2 separate regions of the Mus musculus genome follow, and region 2 is linked to region 1. A link is a loop called in an ENCODE intact Hi-C map of the cell type or tissue named here. Cell type or tissue: heart. All regions are shown on one strand. Each heading gives the region's core, and the rest is flanking DNA. Links, peaks and the distances in the headings are about the cores only. Region 1 overlaps 1700001C19Rik (RIKEN cDNA 1700001C19 gene). Region 2 overlaps AI661453 (expressed sequence AI661453).

The links. Hi-C counts contacts between places; a loop is a spot of excess contacts. Peaks named below come from ENCODE experiments on the same cell type or tissue, not always from the same donor. Only the 100,000 strongest peaks of a DNase experiment are listed, where the experiment ranks them.
Region 2: it touches region 1 in a loop (1.8-fold over the local background); 4 of 42 quality-filtered maps call a loop at or near these places.

Annotation. Positions count from the first base shown.
Region 1 is chr17:47,405,256-47,413,668 of GRCm38, forward strand. 1700001C19Rik (RIKEN cDNA 1700001C19 gene) reads right to left here. Exons shown (of 2, transcript NM_001347584.1): 2 at 7,479-8,413. The coding sequence ends at 8,307. It also overlaps a transcript of Guca1a not described here and the pseudogene Gm5814. Among named protein-coding and RNA genes, the nearest start is that of Guca1a, 8.9 kb to the left of the region's middle. In heart, for the core only: a CTCF peak has its summit at 3,447; a DNase peak (open chromatin) is centred at 3,436; H3K4me3 peaks cover 1,034 bases; H3K27me3 peaks cover 5,251 bases.
Region 2 is chr17:47,464,803-47,473,215 of GRCm38, forward strand. It overlaps AI661453 (expressed sequence AI661453), which reads left to right. Exons shown (of 5, transcript NM_145489.2): 4 at 877-4,051; 5 at 4,474-5,836. The coding sequence ends at 4,591. Among named protein-coding and RNA genes, the nearest start is that of AI661453, 32 kb to the left of the region's middle. In heart, for the core only: a CTCF peak has its summit at 3,952; DNase peaks (open chromatin) are centred at 3,489 and 7,888; H3K4me3 peaks cover 1,329 bases; H3K27ac peaks cover 2,892 bases; H3K27me3 peaks cover 5,194 bases.

The DNA of each region.
Region 1 (8,413 bases), core at 206-8,205:
CACTGCCTCCTAGTCTGTGCTGTTACTATGTGCTGGTCCTTCCTCTTCACCACATGCAAGCAGACACTCATCCCCAAAGACTGGCTCTCCTCTCTTCTCTGACCCAGAGCTGGCTTGTCCACTGAGATGCTCTAGATGAGAAGGAAGAGGCAGGAGAGATGGACTGGGTACCGCCGCCTTCACACCTTGCTGCTGCTGGGTCACATGGTGGAGAAATGGACTCTCCTGGGTTCAGCCCCAGTTCTTGAGTTCCCACGGCAACACTTCCCCAGTCCCCCTTCCCTCAGCAGGTAAGGTGTGTCCTTCTGCTGCTGCTCACTGGGATGTCACCTACAACTGCATCCATGTGTCTGTTCTCAGTCCTCTCAATGTTCCCCTGTGATGTTTTTTTTTTTAATGTGTATGGATGTTTTGCCTGTGTGATGGTTTGTATGCTCTGCCCAGGGAATGACACTATTAGAAGGTATAGCCGTATTGGAGTAAGTGTGGCCTATTGGAGTAGGTGTGTCACTGTGGGCGTGGGCTTTGTCCTAGCTTTCTGGAAGCCAATCTTCCACTAGCTGCCTTCAGATGAAGATGTAGAACTCTCAGCTCCTCCTGCACCATTCCTGCCTGGATGCTGCCATACTCCCACTTTGATGATACTGGACTGAACCTCTGAAACTATAAGCCAATTAAATGTTGTCCTTTATAAGAGTTGCCACGATCATGGTGTCTGTTCATAGCAATAAAACCCTAAGACAGAAGTTGGTACTAGGAGCAGGGCATTGCTGTGATAGGCCTGACCATGCTTTTATTTAGAAGAATGTAGATTTTGGAAATTTGGATTTGGAAAGCAGTGGAATGCTTTAAATGGGACTTAATGGGTCATCCTAGTAGGAATATGGAAGACTTTGTTGCGGGGAGTGATTTGAACTGTGTTGACCTGGCCCAAGAGGTTTCAATGCAGAATAATTTCAATATGTAGCCTAGAGACTATTTTTATGGTAATTTGATGAACAATGTGACTGCTTTTTGCCCTTGTCTGAAGAGTCTACCTGAGTCTAAGGTAAAGAGATTTATATTAATTGCATTGACAAAGGAAGTCTCAAAAAAGCCCAGCAGAGACTTTGTTCTCTGGTTAAGTCTCATGTAAAGTGTTTTGAATAAGCATAGCAAGCTTAGAAATGAAAAATATAAAATATATGGTTCCAGTATTAAAGGGGCATCAGGAAGGGAAATGGGACTGAATCCTCTGTTCTAGAGACAACAGAGTAAGGGATTTGGGGACAAGATCCTACCCAGCTAAATTTAGATCCAGGCATAGTGGTACACACCTTTCATCCTAGAAGACAAGCCAAACAGATCTCTGAGTTCAAGGCCAGCCTAGGACAAAGCAGGTTCTAGGTGAAGAAAAGCTTAAATCCAGGCATTGGTGGTACATGCCTCTAATCCCAGCATTACAGGAGACAGCCATGCAGATCTCTGAGTTCAAGGTCAATCTACAGAGCCAGTCCCAGGACAGCAAATCTTAGGTAGTGTGGGAGTTGGAAAACAGAAAGTTGGTAATAAAATAAGGCAGGGGGGCAAGTTTCAGCAAGCAGCAAACCTCAGCAACTTCAGCCATGTGGCTCTGGCTTTAGAGTCAAAACCAAAAGGGACGACTAGACAATTTATGCAAGGGAATGTTTTCTGAAAGCACAAAGAAGCTATGTTCCAGAGATAGTCAAGGTTGTACCTTGTGCTGCAGCTGGACTTGGTAATGTGTAAAAGTCACCCAGGTGGTACTGGTTTTGAAGGCAATGAAGGGGTCTTGAAGAGCAGCTGAGGCTTGGCACTGTGAGAGACCTTGGAAAGCCATTGGTGATGGTACAGCCTCAGTTGCAATTGATGGCCCTGGACTGAGGGGTTCATGCAAAGAAGTTAAGGCTTGGCACCATGAGAGGCTATTCGCGAAGTCTAGTTGCAGCAGAAGACCCCAGCATCATCTCATTGGAGATGCCAGTACCATGAGATGATCACCAAGAACAGCAGCAACAATAGAGTGGATTAACCTGAGCTTAGAGAGCTACAGAGAGCAGAGCTGGAAAAGTGACACAAGTCCTTTAGAGGAGCCCAGAAGATCATGTGTGGATCCCAGACACTGGAACAAGAAGCTGGAATGTTGAAGTTGCCTTGGAGGCCCCGAAGATGTTTGACATGCCAGATCTGTGGGCTATCTGCTGAGGAAAGCTGCTAACAGGGAGTGGAACCAGCAAACCAGGAAAAGAAGTTTGTTGCAGTCAACAAAGATGAGAAAGCAGTTGGAGATCTGAAGACTTCTTTGATATCAGACATGGAGATGCAGAGTTTGGAGTTTGCCCAGGGTTTCCTGTCTTGATTCAGGGATTACAGTTAAGAGATTGAATGGATCTCAGAAGAGACTTTGAATTTTAGACTTTTAACATTGTTGGTGCTGCTATAAACTATGGGAACTTTGGAAGTTGGGCTAAATGTAATTTTTTATTATGCTATGGGTAGATATGACCCCACATAGACTCATGTGTTTGAACAAGCTTATGGGGGCCAGGGAATGGAATGTGATGGTTTATATATTCTTAGCCCAGGGAATGACACTATTAGAGGGTTCGGCCCTGTTGGAGTAGGTGTGGCCTATTGGAGTGGGTGTGTCACTGTGGGCGTGGGCTTTGTCCTAGCTTTCTGGAAGCCAGTCTTCCACTAGCAGCCTTGAGATGAAGATGTAGAACTCTCAGCTCCTCCTGTACCATTCCTGATTGTGCTGCCATTGAGGCTGCCATGTTTCCTCCTTGATGATACTGGACTGAACCTCTAAACCTGTTAGCCAGGCCCAATTAAGTGTTGTCCTTATAAGAGTTGCTATGTCCTTATTAGGCTGTCCTTTTAAGACAGCCTGCATGCATGTCTGTGCACTGTGTGTGTGTGTGCTGTTCCCATAGAAACCAGAAGGGGGCGTGGGATCCTCCAGAACTGAAGTTATACATTGTTCTAGCTTAGGGTACTGGGAACCAATTGGGGTCCTCTGGAAAAGCAGTCAGGGCACTCAACCACTGAGCCTTTGTCCAGCCCCCTTGAGTAATATTTTTTGAGAGTAACATCTTGATTTGTTTAACTGGGAATTGAAACTAGGCAAGCTCTCGATAGGCACGCACGAGGATAAAAACAGGGAAGTCCGAGGTGCATGTGTAGTCACAGAAAGGCATGGCGAGGATAGGCGAGCGTCATGCTGCTGTGGATAGTTTTATAGCTGAATAAAATGGACCAAGAAGCATGGGTGGGTCAGGAGAAGGATGGCAGAAGTTGGGGTACGGTGAGATCACTCTGACTCCTAAGTACATAACAGAATCCTGAGCGAACTGTTAATGCTGGGATTAAGACACTCCACTCCACTCCATCCTGGTCAGAGCACGGGGCTGAGGAGCGCTGGAGGCTGTACTTCTGAGGTGAAACTCTAGGGGGCGCAGAGGCTCTGGCTTATAGAGTTAAACTCCTGCTGAAAACCCAACCCTGCACCCTCAGTATGGATCGAATGGTCTGGAAGGGCGCAGATGATTCTGGCGGTTTCTCTGTCTCTCAAAGGAAGACCCAGTTCTCACTGTTGTAGTAAGATTAATTTATTGAATAAAGGATTAAGACCCCTTATTATACACAGCCTGAACACAGCACTCATCTGTGATGCTTCTCCAAACTCCATCAAAATGGCAATAAATGATTATTAAGTACAAGTCCCAAGAGATTGAGGCAGACGACAGACAAGATGTACACAGTGGTGTATGCCTGTAATCCCAGAACCCAGGAGAGGCTGAGGTAGGAAGATGGCAAGTTCCAGTCCTGTCCGGGGCCACAGCAAGATCCAGGCTAGCCTGGGCTACAAGATAAAAACCCCTGCCTCAAAAGGTCAGGTTGGAAAAGGGAGCTGGCAAGGATGGTGATTGATTAGAGTGGAGAACATTGAAACCTCCGTGTTCTCAAGGAAGGGAAGAGGGGTACAAACACAGATCTAACCTAGCCACAGAGGCTTGGGTCTCAAAAAGGGAGCGTACCAGGACGCCTGGAGCCAAGGCTGAGATGCAAGATGTGGGGGTCATAAAATAGGATTGGTCAAAAGCTCATGCAAAAGAAAATGAGCTGCACAAATGGGGTGGGGGTGGGGTGCGTGTGGGTGTGTTTGGGGGTGTGTGCATATGTGTGTGTGTTTGGTGGTTTCTGCGTGTGTGTGAAACAGGGTCTTGCTGTGTATCCCTGGTCAACCTGGAACTTGATATATAGACCAGGCTGCCCTGATCTCATAGATATTGACCTGCCTTGCCTCTGCCTCCTGAGTGCTGGGATTAAAGGTGTACAACACCAGATACGCTCTGTACAGCTAGCGAATAGGCATCCTAGCCTCTGTTCCCTGTGACCCGGTTGAAAGCTATGCTGCTGGACTGACAAAGAGGCCCCAGTCTGGGGGTTAGGGGTAGGGGTTTGGCACAGAGGATGGGAGAACCCTCTGAAAGTAGGGTACAATGGACAAATTGATAGAATGAGCCGTGGTTAAATGGCCACCCCACTCCTTCCCACACAGGTTCCTTGAACCCTGACTGGTGGGCAGAAGAGCTGCAGGTGGCTTGGTTTCAGCCAGGGTTGGCAGGCTGAAGGAGTGCCCATCACAAACAGCTGGCAGCACGGGTTAGAACAGCCCCTCTCTGGGGTCCTTTCTGTCTTCTCTCCATAACGATCTTTTCAGAGAAAGTGTCCTATCTCTCCCTACACCAGCCTCGACTCCTGTGTGCAGCTATGTTCCATCCAACAGCAGCTGCTGGAATTCAGGGCAGAATTGTGACTCACAAAGGAGAGCAGCCCTGATGCACCCAGGTGCGCTGCTGACAAGCATGGCCAGCTTGTTGCATGAGAACCCACATATAGGAGCTTGTTATTCCGTGGTATAAGTGATCTCATGATGGCTGATTCCGTAGTCACTGAAATCACAGAATTGGTAAAAGAACAACCCAGAGTCGCTCGTCTCCGTGGCTTCTCCGAGGCGGAAAGTTGGACCGGCGGCGGAAGTTTTGAGGACTCGGCCCGAGCTCGGTCCGTGAGGGTCGTGCAGACGAGCAGAGCAGCGGCGATGCGGCCCCTGGACGCGGTGGAGCTGGCGGAGCCCGAGGAGGTGGAGGTGCTGGAGCACGAGGAGGGCTTCGAGCAGTTTCTGCTGCCCGTCATCCACGAGATGCGCGAGGACATCGCGTCGCTGACGCGCGAGCGCGGGCGCGGGCCGGCGCGCAACCGGGGCAAGCTGTGGGAGATGGACAATATGCTGATCCAGATCAAGACGCAGGTCGAGGCCTCCGAGGAGAGCGCCCTCAACCACCTGCAGGGCGCGGGCGGCGCCGAGCCCCGCGGCCCCCGGGCGGAGAAGGCCGACGAGAAGGCGCAGGAGATGGCGAAGATGGCCGAGATGCTGGTGCAGCTCGTGCGGCGGATAGAGAAGAGCGAGTCTTCGTGAGGAGCCGGCCGCGGTTTCCAGCCAATGGATTCTGGTTGAGTAATGGCGATTGGCTGACATGACACCCTGGAGAAGCTGAAACCAGAGAGCCTTTTGTTTTCCTTTTTTTTTTCTCCTTCTTTTTTTTTTTTCTTTTCTTTTCCCCTCTGTCTTCCCTCTGTTTCTCACTGACACTACGTTTCTGCTATGGTCTGCGGTTGGCGACCTCGATATGAGTTTTTGATTATTCAGTGGTTCCTTTTTTTTGTTTGTTTGGGGGAAATAACTTTGATTTGGAAAATGCGCTCACATACGGGAATTAGGGCCTAGATTGTAAGCCCTGTGGCAGTTGAATAACGTTCATTCCTGGCCTTTGGTTGTTGTTCCTAAATTTTGAGGTGCTTTGCTCTTTCTTGGGTGACCTGATAGCTCCCTGAACTTTGGATCTCTGTGACACTTGAGACTCGGAGTTGAAGCTCACCGCCTCTGAAAGTTCTGAAGGAGCTGTGTTAATTCTCGAAGACTCCATGCAGCAATGGCAGAAGAGACCAGACTTCATCTGGGACAGTGGATGGGCCTTACATGGCTAGGACTGATGACCTGGGAGAAGGGTCGGAGGATAGTATTGTTTCTATTGGGGGACTTTAATTTCTGTGTGAGACCAAAGGAGGAGAGATGTATTTTGTGCAAAATTTAAATTTTATGTGCTACACTATCTATTGTAACCTGCCTGGTGAGTTTGTTGGGACAGCCTAACTCATTTCTAAAAGAAATGGAACCTCGGATGGGAGAAGAGGTCTTGTTAGTCTGTACAAGTTGGTATCCCCATATATTCGAGGAGATCCTGGCCATAAAATGAAAGATCCTTGCAATACCCTGTGTGGCCTAGGAAGGAAAACCTGCAATGGACCCAAAACTTAAAAGAAGAGGCGTCTTAAAGGTTCATATGTAGTCGAGCTATAAATGTATGAGTGGCAGACCTGATAAGTGTTTGAGGTCAAAACCCTTACCATGTTGTAAACAAAATCTTACATGTTAATAAAAGTATTCGTTTGCTTGAAAAAAAAAAAAAAAAGAACAACCCAGTTAGCTGTGGATGGCCAGTATGGACACCTCTCAGGCCACTGCTGCAAACCTAATGGTCTCTGTCATCACCCACCTCTTCCATGACCACAGAGCCCTTAAAACTTGCAAGTCTTAGCCAGGTGGCAGTGGCACACTCCTTTAATCCTAGCACTCAGGAGACAGAGACAGGCAGATCTCTGAGTTCATGGCCAGCTTGGTCTAAAGAGTTCCAGAACAGTTGGGGTTACATAGAGAAACCCTGCTTTTAAAAAAACCTAAGACAGCCTGGCAGTGGTGGCGCACGTCTTTAATCCCAGCACTTGGGAGGCAGAGGCAGGCAGATTTCTGAGTTCGAGGCCAGCCTGGTCTACAAAGTGAGTTCCAGGACAGCCAGGGCTACACAGAGAAACCCTGTCTCGAAAAACAAACAAAAAAAACCAAAAAAACACAAAAAACAAAAACAAAACAAAAAACCTCCTAAGACTTGCAAGTCTAATCAGCCATTCTGGACCATATGAGAGAATAGGAATGAGGGCTTCCGCCCCAGCAAAAGCTTGGGATGGTAGTGCATTTCCATAATCCCAGCACTCCGTGGACAGAGTCACAAAGATTGTGAGTTCAAGGTCAACCTTAAACTACATAGTGAGGTTAAGGCCAGCCTGCTCTACACAGCAAAACTCTTGTCTCAAAAAGTCAGAAACTCACAAAGCTTGTGGAACAAGCAATGCAAACAACAGAAGACAGATCTGGGGATTGAGAGATGGGTCAGAGGCTAAGAGCAGTGACTGCTCGTTCAAAGGTCCTGAGTTCAATTCCCAGGACCCACATGGTGGCTCACAACCATCTGTAATGGGATCTGGTGATCTTTTCTGGTGTGTCTGAAGATAGTGACAGTGTATAAATAAATAAATAAATAAATAAATAAATAAATAAATGAATAAGGCAGAAATAATAAGCCTGTCTTGGTGGTGTACACCTTTAATCTCAGCACTCAGGAAGCAGAGGCCAGCAGCTCTCTGAGTTTGAGGCCAGACTCGCCTACATAGTGAGTTCCAGGACAGCCAGGGCTATACAGAGAGACTCTGTCTTTCCCCACCCCCAAAACCAACAACAACAAAAAAGCCAGAAACAATTAGGAACATAGCTTAATTCGTAGTAGGCTTGTCTAGCATGCACGACCCCTCAGTAGACCAGGAGTGTGGTCTACTGTGTCCTTGACAGGTAAGACAGGAAGGTCAAAAGTTACTCTCAGCTACATAACAAATTTGAGACCGGGATGGACTGTGTGAAACCCTGTCAAAACAAAACAAACGGTCGTTTTTACAGGAGCAGTTACTAAAAACGTGCTCATTTTCTGCATGTCTCCACGCCCTCACGGTTATTACAGTCTGAGGTAACGACCTCAAGAGAGAGCAGGATCCACACACAGGCAGCCGTTTTTAGCTTTGAGGAGCCTTAGCGAAGTGTGGCCCCATGGGAATTCTGAGGTCAGCACTGACTGACAGTTGGCCCTGGGAGAAGCAGGGACTAAGAGGAAACCCTTTCAATTCTCCAGGCCCTTCTGAATAAACTCACCAGGTGGCAACCCTATCCATTTAGGTGCCAGGAAAGAAAAGGGCAAAGTTTATTGCTATTGAGAAGAGGCCTCCCTCAGCTGTCACGGCATACCTGGCTAGCCCAGGTATACACTGCTTCTCCAGGCAGGAATGATCTTTCCCTCTGGGACCCAGGACCATAGGATGAAGGTGCAGGATGGGGACTTCCAGATGCCGCAGACCTAGGTGCGCCACAAGATCAGGTTTGCTGGAGGAACATCAAAGCGTTTTCGGGTGTGGTCGGTTTCTCTTTGGTACAGGTAGCCACAGGTGGGCTTCTGCAGGGTGT
Region 2 (8,413 bases), core at 85-8,084, 59 kb after region 1:
GTCAACATCACCAAGCAGGAGCAAGGCCCTGGATTTGATCCCTAGCACAGAACAAAGCAAGGCTAAGCTTTAGTGGATAGGATCCCTCTGCTTTGTTTGTTTGTTGCTGTCAGGACACAGCGTGGGGGTTCCATTTCAGGTCCCCAGCATCACATAGCTGGGAGCAGACTCTCTCCTAAGCACTCTGAGGAGGGAAAAGGGAAAACAAGCATGGCGGAGGGAGGCGGACTCTTCGGGGAACGGGGTGCAGAAGAGGGGCGTATGGCTGCTGTCCATCTCTGTAGCAGCACTGTCCCGGCTACCTTCCTTCCTCCTCACCATCCTCAGTCCAAACACTTCGCAGGGGTTCTAAACTCTGCAGTGGGTTTCGGTAGACTTGGGTCTCCCAAAAGCGAGAGTTATCTATCTGTGCAGACTGCTTCCTCCTGTCAGCACCCAGGGCTGCTCCAGGACCTCAAGTGGGAAGCCCCTTATTAATATAAGAAGGTGTCCTGACAGCTCAGGACATAGCGGCCATTGCTGCTTCTTCAGTCGGCTTTCAGATGAAAGGGCTGGACACTAGCTAGCCCTTCAGGCACAGGTACACTAGTGTTTCCCTTGGTCAACCCCTCTCCCTGTGCCAGGCACAGAGGCCGGCTTTGTGCGGGAAAGATGGCTCAGCAGATAAGGTAAGCTACCAAATCTGAGCTGAGTTCAGTCTCCAGAGCCCATACGGTGCGAAGAGGGGCCTTGATTCCCCTAAGTCCTCAATCCACTACAAGTATACCATAGTACCTGCCCTCCTCAGACACACACATTAAAGAAACAGCAACAGCGTTAAACCACAGAGGGGTGGAGACTGGCTCAACTCCATGTCTCTGCCTCCCCTTCTTTCAGGTACCAGCACACTAGTGAATGGCAACCTCCGACTGTACAGCTCTGTGGGAGACCTGAGGCCAGCATGCTACGATCTGGACTCATCCATTCCCCCACCTCCCCCAGGCCCAGCCCCGGGGCCACCCCAGGACATTTCACAGCCTCCAGGGGAGTCCCCTCCACCACCCCCTCCTTCTGTTCCTCCTCCTCCTCCCCCTCCTCTGCTGGTGGAACCCCCACCCCCACCCAGCACAGCCCCCCCTCCACCCCCACCATTAGACATCTTATCCCCACCATCCACACCCACCCCTCCTGACTTCATCCCCCCTGCCCCACCGTCAGCTTTTCTAAGCCCCCCTCCACCTTCTTTGCCAGCCCCAGGACCCCCAGCTCCAGTCTCTCTGCACACACCTGGAACTCATCTCTTCCCCCCTGGGGCTATTACCAAGTGGAAATCAGAAGTAGCGCTCAATGGCAGGCACCCAGAGGACCCCAGAACCAGTCCCCCCAAAAGCCCTGCTGAACTAAAGAGGAGCCCCCTAGGACCTAGCCCAGAGCCCCACCTCACCTTCCCCAGGTCACCGAAGGTGCCTCCCCCAACCCCAGTCAGGACCTCATCTATCCCCGTTCAGGAAGCACCCGGCGCTTCTCCAGAGGAGGAGGAAGCCACCCAGAAGACCTCCGCCCCCAGCCCGCTGCCTCCCAGCTTCAACATCCGCCCTGCATCTCAGATTTACCCAGACAGGGCCCTGGAGCCAGAGCAACCCAGAGAGCCCAGGCCTGAGACACCAGGCAGCCCAAGGCTCAGGCAGTCTGAACCCCAGACAAATGGACAAGCTGGAGCTCCGCCCCCAGCCCCTCCCTTGCCTCCACCGGCTCCCCCACTCCCTCCGCCAGCACCCTCCCTGCCCCCAGCTGCTCCTCCTCTGCCCTCTACCGAGCTGGCAGCCCCTCCATCTTCTGGATTTATGAAGACCTCCAAATCCAACTCACCTGCTCTCAAACCCAAGCCCAAACCCCCCAGTGTGGAGGACACAGCCTCGTCAGAACCCGTTGACTGGAGAGACCCCCGGCAGATGGAGAAGCTTCGAAGTGAGCTGTCAGCCTATCTCTGTGGGACCAGGAAAGAGGATCGGTCACTCAGCCACCGGCCAGGCCCTACTGTGGCCTTGAAGGACAAGGAGAACAATAAGGGCACCAGCCTGTCAGAGGAGGCAGCTCCTCCAAGCCTGCCTGAGAAGGTACACCCCTGTATTCCTGAGAAGAGCCCCTCCAGCAGCAGCCTGCCAGAGAGAGAAGCCACCAGCAGCCTGGTCCTACCCCCTGTGGACTACATTGCCCAGGATACTCCAGCCCCCAGTGTCAGGCAGATCCGGAGTGAGCTAGAGGCTCGGTTTGCCTCCTCAGCTGAGAAAGAAGCCAAGCCCAGCTTAGCATCTCTGCCCCCCAAGCCCAGGCTGGAAGGGGGAAGAACCTTTGAAAATGGAACTGATAATGGCAGATTCCATAAGCCTGCCACCAAGAATCCACCCCAGCCATCTACCACCCCTCTGCCCACCACAATACTCCAGCCCAAAGTTGTACCTGGTCCAGCAACATCACCCAAGGTCACACCTGGGCCAGCCACACCATTCAAGCCTACACCAGGGCAGGCCATACTACCTAAGGCCACACCTGGGCTAACTTTACCACTCAAGCCTACACCTGAGCAGACCACATCACCCAAGAACACTCCTGGGAAGGCCACACCACTCAAGGACACACCTGGGCAGGCCACAACACCCAAGGACACACCTGGGCAGGACACACCACCCAAGGACACACCCGGGCAAGCAGCGGTACTCAAGAACGCACCTGAGCTGTCCACCCCATCATCTCAGCTGATGGCAGAGAAGGACCTTGCCTCTGTGAGGCAGAGAGAAAAGCCAGAAACTCAAGAAGACCCAGTGGCTACCCAACTGTCCACAAATGGCACCCTCTCTCCTCCAGCTCTCCCACCAAAGATGTCTACCAGTGGAGAAGAGGCACCATTTCTCTACAGACCCCATCGCAGCCAGAATAGCCACAGCCGAGGGGTTGCTGTAGTGACTCCCACTCGGGCCAGAGGGGAGGCTCCAGACTCAGGGGATGTAGTGGATGAAAAGGAGCTACAAAACCATCCGGCCAAATCTCTCACGCCAGGCCAGCCAGCTGATCAACTCCTCAGACACCCGGTGACTGGGGAAGTGGTGGAGCGGGGCTCCCCAATGGCCCTGCTCCTTGCAGCCAGACAGAGGGCACAGAAGACTAGGACTGGAGGGACTGCGATTGGACGGTCCTCTTTGCCAGGGAGTCTCCGTGACCATAGCAACCAACCAGAGGCCAGCTCTGATAGCATCTTTTACAGAGGTAGCCGGCCCAATTCCTTCATTGTGGTCCCTAAGGTGCCCAGTGAGACAGAGGACTCCCATCTGACCTCAGCACGGCCCACGGGGCCCAGTCATTGGAAGCCCCAGCAGGGACCAGACACACAAGGCTCAGAGCCTACCTACAGGCATGGGTGGACCAAGGCCGAAACCCCAGCCCCTGTGGCCCGGGAAAGACCAGCTCCCTCAAGTTTACCCCAGAGCCGCGCCCTTCCCAAGTCTTTCTCTTCCCCGCCCTCTCCTTCCTACAAGAGGGAAGAGGAGGAGGAGGAGTTCAGCTTTGATATCATTCCTCCGCCGCCAGAGTTCAGCAACGATCCTGAGCCTCCGGCCCCTGGGCAGCAGCATCAGGGTCGTCGCGGGTCCCCACCCAGGAACAACTTCTCTGACTTAGGGCAGTCCTGGGGCCCCAATCCGACTCCTGGCTTCTCGCGCTTCCGGGGGACTCAATACCCGGAGTCCGGGGGCCTAGATCGCTTCTCAGGCAGCGGACGATCGCTCATCAAGAAACGCTTGTACGTCGGGGAGTCCCATCGCAACCCCGGGATGCCCCGTGGCTCTACTGGTCGCAGCCTGAGCTCCCCTAACTGCTTCGGACCGCAGCCAGGAGGACCTGAGATGCGACGGGTCAACTCTGCGGGCCGCGCGGCCCCCGGAGGTCTGCACGCACGGAGGCTGTCGCTGGAGGGCGCCCGGGGTGCCACCGAGGTCAAGTTCAAGGCGCCAGGTGGTGGCGGTGGTAGTAGCAGCAAAGCTGGGGACTATGGCTTTGTCCCTGCCAAAGGTAGCAGGTGAGCTGGGTTCTCTTAAGATGAAAGGATCTCTGGGGGTGCGGTAAACAGAGCTAATGCCAAGGCCTCGGGCCATCGCCTGCGACTTACTAAGAGAGGAAGGCCCAGATTCTCAAGAGGGTGCTGTTGGCTAGTGCCTTCCTTCCCTACAGGCTTCTTCACCCACCTCTTCCTCTGGAGTTTCAGGACTTCAAATCAGTATAGAGGAAAGGGAGACCTAGTGGCCCGGGGTGGAAAGACAGACCCAGGCTGAGAGCACAGGAGTTTGAGTGAACAGAGGGTAAAAAGGGTGCTCCACTCTGGAGGTCAGGAATGCAGTATCACATTCTAAGGTGTTCTGCCCTGGGGAGGGCCGGTAGAGTGAGGACCAACCAGCTGCGTGTGAGCTTCACCTCTCTGCTCTCCACTCCTTCTCCTTCCAGGTCTCCTCACGGCAACACCCACTATGGAAGCCCCATCAATACATTCACCGTGAGACCTGGGACCCGCCATCCCATCTCCTACGCCTACCCTGGGACTCATCGGAAAGCCACTTCCTGAGCCATTCGGTTCAGTCGGCTGACTTCTAGGGGTTGGATCTGGGCAGTTGTTTTGCAGGGGTGGGGGTGGGAGGTCGCACAAGGTATTATAGGTCCCAGCTCAGACACAGCTGAGAGCCATTGTGCTGGAAGGCAGACAGATGGATGTAGCAGAGGACTGTGGAAGACAGAAAGCACCAAGGGACAGCTTGGCTGGGGACTGCTGGCAGGTGGGGGTGGGGGTGGGGGAGCTTGCTGGGCCCTGTTTCTGCTATCTGGTGCTGTCTGTGTTAGCAAGGAGGATTGAAACCCATGGAGGTGACAGTTTGCCTGTCAGAGCCTCACAAACGATGGCGCTGGCTGTCTTTAACCTCTGCCTGTTACACTGGACAGGTAATGGCTGCCCTTCCTAGCCGCTTGGAGATGAGTTTATACCATTTGCACAACACAGGGCTCTGCCTCAGGAGCCTTATGTACCTGCCAGGGCCAAGCAGGGCCATTCCCCCTTGGCACTTGCTCACGAGGAGGCCTTGAGAAGTCTGGGTTGGGAGATGGAGGATGAAGGCTTGCTTTTCCATTCAGGCCCATGAAGTCCTGGTTTAAGGGATTGGGCCCAAGGAACATGGAGATGGGTCTTGGAAGGTCAAGGTAGCCTGCTAGAGCCAGTTCAGAGCAGGGGAGACTTGCCAACAGGGTGACCATTTGTCCTCTGCCTGGATGGTCCAGGGTTATATCAGTGAACTGGAATATATGTGTATATATTCTAATATGCATCCTGGTTTGTGTGTTGTGTTAACTACAACAGGAACAATAGAGGGGAGTGGCTGGGCCTGGGACCAGGTCCAGGCAGATGGGAAAGGAAGAGCAGAGTGGTCTGCCTCAGGTGAGCAAGGGCAGACAAGAGGAAGTCCCCTCTGGGGGCTTGGTGACCTGTGGTCCCAGCTGCAGTGCCAGGTGGCTGGGACAGCAGGTGAACCACTTCAGGTAAAGATCGTGCAGAGATGCTGGCACCGGGTGGCTTGGGCTAGCCGGCTGACAGCTTCTCTATGATCACAGAGCCAAGCCCATCAACATAGCCTTGGTCTATAAATGGGTTTTCTCTAAGTAGGGTTTTAGAAGAGTTTGACAATTCATCTGCTGCGTCAAGAAGAAGTAGAGTAGGGTGTGGTCTCCCAGTGACAGCGTGCTCTGGGGTGGGTGGGGAAGGGCTTGGACTCACTCGGCAATGGGAAATAAACAGCCAGTTTGGACTGGTCCCTGTTCTGCAGCTGTAGGTTGGTGACTTAAATCTACCCAGGCATTATGGAGTGCTAGCAGTGCTCACCTGGACAGTGCCGAGCACAGGGGCCAGGCCCAGAGGTGAAGTCAGATGGTAAAGCAACTGTCCTCAAGCAAGTCTCTCTGATTGCCTGAACCTCAGATTCTTCTCCTGGATAGTAACCAGACCTCATCAATGCCAAAGAATGGAGACAGCCATGTGTTCCTTCTGGGACAGCACTGACAATGTGGTTTCTGTCTAAAGCCTGGCATGGTGCCACGGACCTATAATCCCAGCACTGAGAAAATGCAGGCAGGAGCATACAGTCTAAGGCCAGCCTTAGCTACGTGAAACCCCATCTCAAACTGAAACAAACCAACAAAAAACAAAGGAGCTGGGAACAGAAGTAAAAATAATTAGCTTAGAAGAGGCACGGATGCCAGCCTAGGCACGGAGGCCACTGCGGCTGGGGGTTGGCCCAGCAGGTAAAGCATAAGGACTTGAACTCAGCCCCAGGCAGGAGGGATGGCTCCCCGGGAAGGGCTTGCCTTGTAAACAAATCCCCAACCCACATAAAACGCTATGCTTGGAGCCTGCTTGGAATCCTGGCAAGGAGGGAGACGGAATCTGGCCACACTGCCGCTCTAAGTTTAAGACCCAGGTCAATGAGGGAACCTGTCTCAAGCTAGATGACCTTCCTGAGGGTTATGCCTGCGGCTGCCCTCCAGCTCTCTCTCTCTCTCTCTCTCTCTCTCTCTCTCACCCCCTCCCTCCCCCCCCCCACATGCATGTGCACACGCACACAGATAAAAAGGGGTACACACAAGCCAGGCGTGGCAGTGTACACCTTTAATCCCAGCACTTGGAGGAAGAGGAAGGTGGATCTCTGTGAGTTCAAGGCCAGCCTGGTCTACATAGCAAATTTCAAGACATACAGGACTGTCCGTCCCCCCCCCCCCAGGCAGGATTTCTCTGTATAGCCCTGGCTGTCCTGGAACTCACTTTGTAGACCAGGCTGGCCTCAAACTCAGAAATCTGCCTGCCTCTGCCTCCCGAGTGCTGGGATTACCACGCCCGGCAGGGCTGTCTTTTTTTTTTTTTTAAAAGAGGAGCACGCAGAAATGTTAAATATTATTATGATTATTATTATTTTAAACGTCAATGAAATGGCCCAGGGGTAAAGCAGGCTTGATGGTCTGGCAGCCTGAGTTCAGACCCGGGGATCTGCATGGAGGGAGGTGAGAACTGACTCCAGGTTGTCCTCTGGTTTCTACATGTTTTCCCTACTCACAGGCACAAAATAAATTAAAATACAAAATACACCTTTGATCCCAGCAACTGAGAGGCAGAGAGCCCTGGAGGTGCAGTAGCGGGGTCATGGGGGTTAACCCAGGATAAGGACCCCACAGTTGCTGCTCTATTCCCCACCCCCACCCCACCCCGCCTCTTGTAGCCCAGACTGACTACAAATTGCTATGTATCAAGACTGGCCTTGAACTCTCCAATCCTCCTGCCTGAACCTTCAAGAGTGCTGGACACCACCATGCCCAGCTCTACAGTTCTATTTATTCCTTTTAACTGTAGTACTGAGAGTTGAACCCAGGGCCTCCTGCATGCTAGGCATGTGCTCTACGGATGAGCTATCCCCCCTACCCCCACCCCTCCTAACGAGCTGTGTGCTTGCATTTCCACTAGCTGGTCTGAAAATGACAGGTCTGAACTTCAGCTGTGTGTGTCTGACTCTTTGCTGGGTCCTTGCCTGAGTCCTCGAGAGCTTCCCATCACAAAGATAACCATTTTTACACGTTATCCTGGCCCTCCACACATCCTTCATCCACATCCTTCAGGCTGAAACCTCCCGACACTTACATAACCCTGACCGTTGGGAAAGTTTGCTCACTCTCTGGTTGCTTAGGACGGTCCTCTAACATTTACTGGGGTGTTAAGTCTCCCGTTTGCATTGCAGCGGTGAGGAAATCAAGCCTCCAACGCAGGAATCAAGTTGCTCCAAATAGCTGACCTGACTCACACCCTCGCCCTCCTGTTTCCTCACAGCTGCCTGTCTTCTAGCTGTGACCATTCCCTCTGGCTCAGCCTTTCCTAAGGGCTCCCACCCACCCACATTCCTTCCATTCAGCCAGCACGGTGGGATCGGGGAGGAAAACGGGAAAAAGCGGCTCTACTGCCAATAAGTGGAGAGCTGAGGTTGGTGATAGTGCGCCAGGGTCTGGTTGGCCACACCTTAGTTTCAGAAGCCATACTGTGTGAACCTAGCCCTGGTGAGCCAGCCTGGCTTAGAGCAGCAAGGATATGTCCCAAGGATGGTTGTGTTTGGAGCCCAGGGTCTGGCTTCCCTCAGCAGAAAAGATGGCCCCACATCTGCTCCCCCCTCCCCCTTCAGACAGAGTTTCTTATAACCCATGCTGGGCATGAACTTGTTATGAAGCAGAGGACAGCCTTGAACTCCCAATCGACCTGTCTTAACCTCCCGATGCTGGATGCCAAATGCCCACATCTGTTTTATTGATTTATTGATTGGTTTTATTTTTGTAGTACTGGGTATTAAACCCAGTAGGACAGGTAATT